Linked DNA regions of Homo sapiens: region 1 is linked to region 2. The links are chromatin contacts, found by Hi-C or POLR2A ChIA-PET in ENCODE. All regions are on one chromosome and are shown on one strand. The core of a region is the stretch at or near the end of the contact, and the rest is flanking DNA. Distances in the headings are between cores, read along the strand shown. Region 1 overlaps CYB5B (cytochrome b5 type B). Region 2 holds the start of NQO1-AS1 (NQO1 antisense RNA 1).

What was found. A loop is a pair of places that touch in the nucleus more often than their neighbours do. ChIA-PET counts read pairs that join two places held with the same protein, here RNA polymerase II (POLR2A). Pooled maps may share reads with other maps.
Region 1: a pooled map shows a loop between it and region 2 (2.2-fold over the local background). The contact joins the enhancer-like site here to the promoter of NQO1-AS1 in region 2. A Hi-C loop is called at or near these places in 1 of 50 pooled maps. POLR2A ChIA-PET finds 5 or more read pairs at or near these places in 2 of 52 experiments (OCI-LY7 and activated CD4-positive, alpha-beta T cell).

The regions. Positions count from the first base shown.
Region 1 is chr16:69,442,763-69,445,853 of GRCh38, forward strand. The region is part of intron 1 of CYB5B (cytochrome b5 type B); the gene reads left to right. It also overlaps the pseudogene LOC100420066. Among named protein-coding and RNA genes, the nearest start is that of CYB5B, 20 kb to the left of the region's middle. RefSeq lists a silencer at 743-1,025 and enhancers at 1,372-1,451, 1,482-1,741. Within about 2 kb of position 1,454, at least 23 of the 41 ENCODE cell types and tissues checked have a DNase peak (open chromatin) inside an H3K27ac peak, as active enhancers do.
Region 2 is chr16:69,708,296-69,711,172 of GRCh38, forward strand. It overlaps NQO1-AS1 (NQO1 antisense RNA 1), which reads left to right and starts at 1,579. Exons shown (of 2, transcript NR_198990.1): 1 at 1,579-1,806; 2 at 1,942-2,288. It overlaps NQO1 (NAD(P)H quinone dehydrogenase 1), which reads right to left. Exons shown (of 6, transcript NM_000903.3): 6 at 1,106-2,877. The coding sequence ends at 2,681. SNORD13H (small nucleolar RNA, C/D box 13H) reads right to left here and starts at 380; the gene lies at 277-380.

The DNA.
Region 1 (3,091 bases), core at 204-2,703, 270 kb before region 2:
CTTCCTGCCTTGGCCTCCCAAAGTGTTGGGAATACAGGTGTGAGCCACTGTGCCTAGCTATCCTTTTTTTTTTTTTTTTTTTAAATTCTGAGAGTCTCTAGCTCAAACACAAGTTAGCAGGTTAAGGACTACTCCAAGTTCTGGCAGAGCTAATTTTTACTACTTGGTCTTCAAAAAATAGAGGCTTTTTTAAAAATTTTTTTTGTGACAGAGCTTCACTGTATTGCCCAGGCTGGAGTGCAGTGGTGCGATTGTGGCTCACTGAAAACTTCGCCTCCCGGGTTCAAGTGGTTTTCCCGAATAGTTGGGATTACAGGTGAGCGCCAGCATACCCAGCTAATTTTTGTACTTTTAGTAGAGACAGGGTTTCACCACGTTGGCCAGGCTGGTCTCAAACTCCTGGCCTCAAGTGATCCGCCCTCTTCAGCCTCCCAAAGTGTTGGGATTACAGGCGTGAGCCATGGCACTTGGTCTTGTAACTCCTTTTTGAACATAACTTCAAAGTGAAGGCCTTTGCCCATGAGCTCTTTGACATCATCTGGTGTCCACTGGTGACCCATCAGCTCCAGAACTTTCTACTTTGTCTTGGAAGCTTTGCTGGTTTCTGTGGGCATGGCCATGGCTGCTCTGGTCATCTGCTCCTGCCTCATTTCTTATTGGTCAGTTGCCATTATCTTGGCCTAGAATCACAGTAAATTCTCTGAAGCCCAAATACGTTGAGGAAATACCAGGATGCAGAGCTCATTCAGGGTGGATCTAATGTGAGTAGTTTGATAACTTGCTGCAGCATAGGCTTAAAACCAGAGGGTCGGCCGGGTGCAGTGGCTCATGCCTGTAATCCCAGCACTTTAGGAGGCCGAGGCGGGTGAATCACCTGAGGTCAGGAGTTCGAGACCAGCCTGGCCAACGTGGTGAAACCTTGTCTCTACTAAAAACACAAAAATTAGCTGGGCATGGTGGCAGGCACCTGTAGTCCCAGCTACCTGGGAGGCTGAGGCAGGAGAATCGCTTGAACTTGGGAGGCAGAGGTTGCAGTGAGCCGAGATTGTGCTACTGCATTCCAGCCTGGGCAACAGAGTGAGACTCCGTCTCAAAACAAACAAACAAACAAACAACAACAACAAAAAACAGAGGGTCAGTGGAAATAGGACCTTGGTTGCAACAATGCCTGAGTATGTCAATGTTGATCCATTCACAAGTAAGAATCATAGGGATGACGTTTGTTATATTTCCTTTCATCATGCCTGAGAGCATAGTGGGAGGAAGTGGTGATATTTTTATCCTCTGGGTTGTTGATGTAATATTCTCATGTCAAGAAAAAGACTTTTTGGGAATGTAATTTCCATTTTCACTGAAGGCTCTGCTTCAAATTAGGACTTAACTGTCAGATACTTGCTCCTGGGTGAGCTTCTTGTCGCTCTGTACCAGGATGAACATGTAGTGGCAGATCATATCTGAGAAGAAGCAGATGATAAACATGGGCGGGACCATCCAGTGGCTGACGCTGGAGTTGGACAGTAGCTCCTACCCTCTGTCTTCACTGAGAGCTGGTCTGGCTTCTCCTGGGGTGCCGGGGCTCTTTGGGTTTTCGTCGAGGCCTTCGTATGCTCCTCAGCCTGGGCATTATCTTGGCCTAAGACTGGCCAGGACCCTGCTATAGCCTCGGGCCTAGTGCAGTGATTCCAACTCCTCCAGCTGGGCTGCCAGTGGCCCATGGCAGCCCTGCATCCATTTGATTTTCGCTAACTCTATCTGGAGACTATAGAGTTCTAAACAGAAACCAAAAGCTCCCTGACGTCTTTTTGCTTGTTCTAAGCCATCTCTATTAAGACCATATTTTAGAGTGAAAGTTATTAAACCGTAGAATTTTGTTTGATCACTCTGACCCCCACTTGCTTCAGTGAAAAAAAAAAAGAAGCAGGCTACAAAACATTATGTACTACATGAATTCACTTTGTGAGAACACAAAAAACTTTTATTTATCACTGCCTACCACACAAAATAGTAAGGATTCAATAAAAAATTGTAGACTAATGGCTGAAATGATTGAAAGAATACACAGGAAAAATGAAGTTTTATGCACCAAATTGTTAACTGGACTTATTTCTGTTCCAGGACTCTAGTTGATTATTCTTTTTTCCAAATTTACCACAGCGAATATATAACTTTTACTTAATATTTTAAAAAAGTGTTGTGCTTTCTCTTGTTTATAAGTGGTGAGAGACTGATGAAAGTGAAAGTACTTGTAGAAAGAACTGTGTAGCAAGTCAAAAATTCAGTCATTCCCTGAAATGTTGTAATCTATGAAGGAGTTTTATTGTCCTTTTACTCTGAAAGGCAACACAATAGTTGGGTTGTGTCAAAAGGAAAAAATATCATCCATAGTTTAGGTGTATAGAACAAATTGGGACATAATTCCAGAACTGATGACTTAGTTCCACAACAAAGAACAGTTTCACATATAATAACCTGAGAGTTTCAGATATAATAACAAGTGAATCGTGGCTGTCTTACTCTTGCTGTAAAATAGCATTCTTAAATACTGGGATGTGAGACCCACTCACTGGGTGGAGACCTTTTAGGAGATAAAAATAGAAGTTATCCTTATCCTCAGGGAGCTCATAGGCTGGTGACTATGACTGGGAAGTAACACTTACAGTTTTTATACTTCAATTGAATTAACATTTATTTAAAATAGGAATGATAATTTATTCCTGCTGAAATGGTTGTTATAAAAAGTAAAAAGCATTAATATTTCAAAAATACAAATTTTGATATATTAAATAATATAAATTCTAAATTTGCTAATTTAAGTAAATGTTTTTTGAGTATTTAAGTCAAGGACTGTGCTAAATATAATTTTACAAAATGGTTAATTTTCTGAGTAAGTAATGCTTTATTTGGTAAAACAGTTTCAGAGGCTGGGCATGGTGGCTCATACCTTTAATCCCAGCACTTTGGGAGGCCGAGGCTGGTGGATCACCTGAGATTGGGAGTTCGAGACCAACATGGAGAAAAACCCCGTCTCTATTAAAAATACAAAATTAGCTGGGCATGGTGGCGCATGCCTGTAATCCCAGCTACTTGGGAG
Region 2 (2,877 bases), core at 329-2,828:
CTTCAACCTCTCTAGTAGCTGGGATTACAAGCACGCACCACCATGCCCAGCTAATTTTTTGTATTTTTAGTAGAAACAGGGTTTCACCATGTTAGCCAGGCTGATCTCGAGCTCCTGACCTCAGGTGATCCACCCTCTTCAGCCTCCCAAAATGCTGGGATTACAGGTGTTAGCCACTGCGCCCGGCCATCTTCAAACACTTTCTTCGCTTGGCTTTCGGGACACCACACTCAGCTCTCCTGCATCTCTGAACACCAGTTTTGTTTTTTTTTTTCATGTCAGACGGGAAATGTACTGATGTCATAACAAGATTCAAGGGTGCCACATCTCACACATGCACGTGAACACCCAATCAACACACTTAGGAACTACAAAAGGATCTGACCACTGCTTTTCACTCTCATCTTCATCTCCTAACATTGTCGAGCCCCAGAGGTAAATCATCAAATCTCTTCTCTCAAAACTCAAAGAGATTGATCCCAGCCAATCTCATTGCTTTAAACACCATCTATATGTTGAAGATTCCCAAATGTGCATCTCCAGCCATAACTTCTGCCTTAACTCCAGGTTTCTCCTATCCAACTGCCTACTTGTCAGCCTCACCTGGCAGTCTTAATAGATGTCTCTTATTTTTTTGGAGACAGAGTCTCGCTCTTATCACCCAGGCTGGAGTGCAGTGGCACGATCTTGGCTCACTGAAACCTCCGCCTCCCGGGTTCAAGCAATTCTCCTGCCTCAGCCTCCTGAGTAGCTGGGATTACAGGCCCGCACCACCACGCCCAGCTAATTTTTTAAGTTTTTAGTAGAGACTGGGTTTCCTGACCTCAGGTGATCCACCCGCCTTTGCCTCCCAAAATGCTGGGATTACTACAGGCGTGAGCCATTGCACGCAGCCTGTTTTTCTTGATTTCTATACCACTCTCTTTCCTTTGAATTCCCTGAGAGGACTGAATAGGTTGTTCTATTACCATTTAGTAGGAAGCAGCCCTGCTGGGTGAGTTGTCAAGCCAGTCACCAAGGGGCTTCCAGCTGCAGTTTGTGATTGAATCCTCTGATCTGCCTCCCACTAGATTCCACTATCATTAGCTTCACTGATACCAATGAGTGTGGGTCTGTAGAAATGAATTTTATTTATTTAATTCAGATCTTTGAGAAATTTACACAAAATTGCAGTGAAGATGAAGGCAACAAAATATTTTCAAACTGAAACACCCAGCCGTCAGCTATTGTGGATACTGTCGAGAGCAAAAACCACCAGTGCCAGTCAGCATCTGGTAAAGGAGGTTTTCCAGCTCGGTCCAATCCCTTCATTTTCTTGGCAAGTAAGAGGCTGTCTCCCATTTTTCAGGCAACCTTTTCATCATTTCTCATCTCTTCTTTCAATGCACCACAAGAGGGCAGTGTTTTATCATATTCTCCTTGAATTATATAATACCAACAGTGGAATGAGATGACTTCCAGAAGTAGAAATTGACTATTATGCCAAAACTGTTCACCAAAGTTGATAAAACTCTAGGTTTACAATTGTACCCCAAGGTCATGGGACTGGACCCCATCCCATAGTAAGTCATCAGTTTAGCAATGATAAAGAAAATAACCTTCTGAAAATTTGTATAGATCAGAAATAAAGTATTTTTTGTGGAAGACTATTTTTAAGTATTGAAGGTACTATTTCCTTTCTTGAATTCATATTGCAGATGTACGGTGTGGATTTATTGGTTTATCTCTGCAAACCTTAAAGTAGAAGATTGCAAGGGCCAGGTGTGGTGGATCACGCCTGTAATCCCAGCACTTTGGGAGGCTGAGGTAGGCGGATCACCTGAGGTCAGGAGTTTGAGACCAGCCTGGCCAACATGGTGAAACGCCGTCTCTACTAAAAATACAAAAATTAGTCAGGCATGATGGCAGGCGCCTGTCATCCCAGCTACTAGGGAGGCTGAGGCAGGAGAATTGCTGGAACCTGGGAGGCAGAGGTTGCAGTGAGCCGAGATCACACCACTGCACTCCAGCCTGGGTAACAGAGCAAGACTGCTTCAAAAAAAAATTTTTTTTAATTAAAAAAAAAGTAGATGACTGCAGCAAAGAAGAGATTTATTAGCTCTTCCTTTCAAGGTATCTGTGTACTGTATATAAACAACAAAAGCTGACCAAGAGTGGTACTTGTGCTAGGCATATTAGTAACTGCTTTGTAATTGAAAGCAAGAAATATCATAAACAAGCATTAGATGGCTAACTACCAAACAAGTTAAGTCCCTTAGGGCAGGTAGATTCAGTCTTTTCCTTCTCTGAGCAATTCCCTTCTGCCATAAACTACAGAGAGGTGATTAATAGAACATTGGAGAGTTGAATGATACCTAGCCAAACTGTACCCTAAAACTTTAGCCCTAAAAAGAGGAATTAAATTGTGTAGATGCCTTTAAAGAACATTTTTCTAGCATCTTTCTACATCTTTCCCTAAGTGGCCTCTTGAGCCCAGTCGGATTTTGGTTATATGCCATGATAGTAATCATAAGAATCAGTTAAAAATGATCCAAAAATGCACGAATACAGTCGATTCCCTCTCATTTATTCCTTGTGGAAAAAGAAAAACACAAATCTTAAAAACTAAAGCAAGTCAGGGAAGCCTGGAAAGATACCCAGATTTGATAACATGTTAGAAGGAAATCCAGGCTAAGGAATCTCATTTTCTAGCTTTGATCTGGTTGTCAGTTGGGATGGACTTGCCCAAGTGATGGCCCACAGAAAGGCCAAATTTCTTGTTTTTCTCCTCATCCTGTACCTCTTTTTTCATTAAGAATCCTGCCTGGAAGTTTAGGTCAAAGAGGCTGCTTGGAGCAAAATACAGTGGTGTCTCATCCCAAATATTCTCCAGGCGTT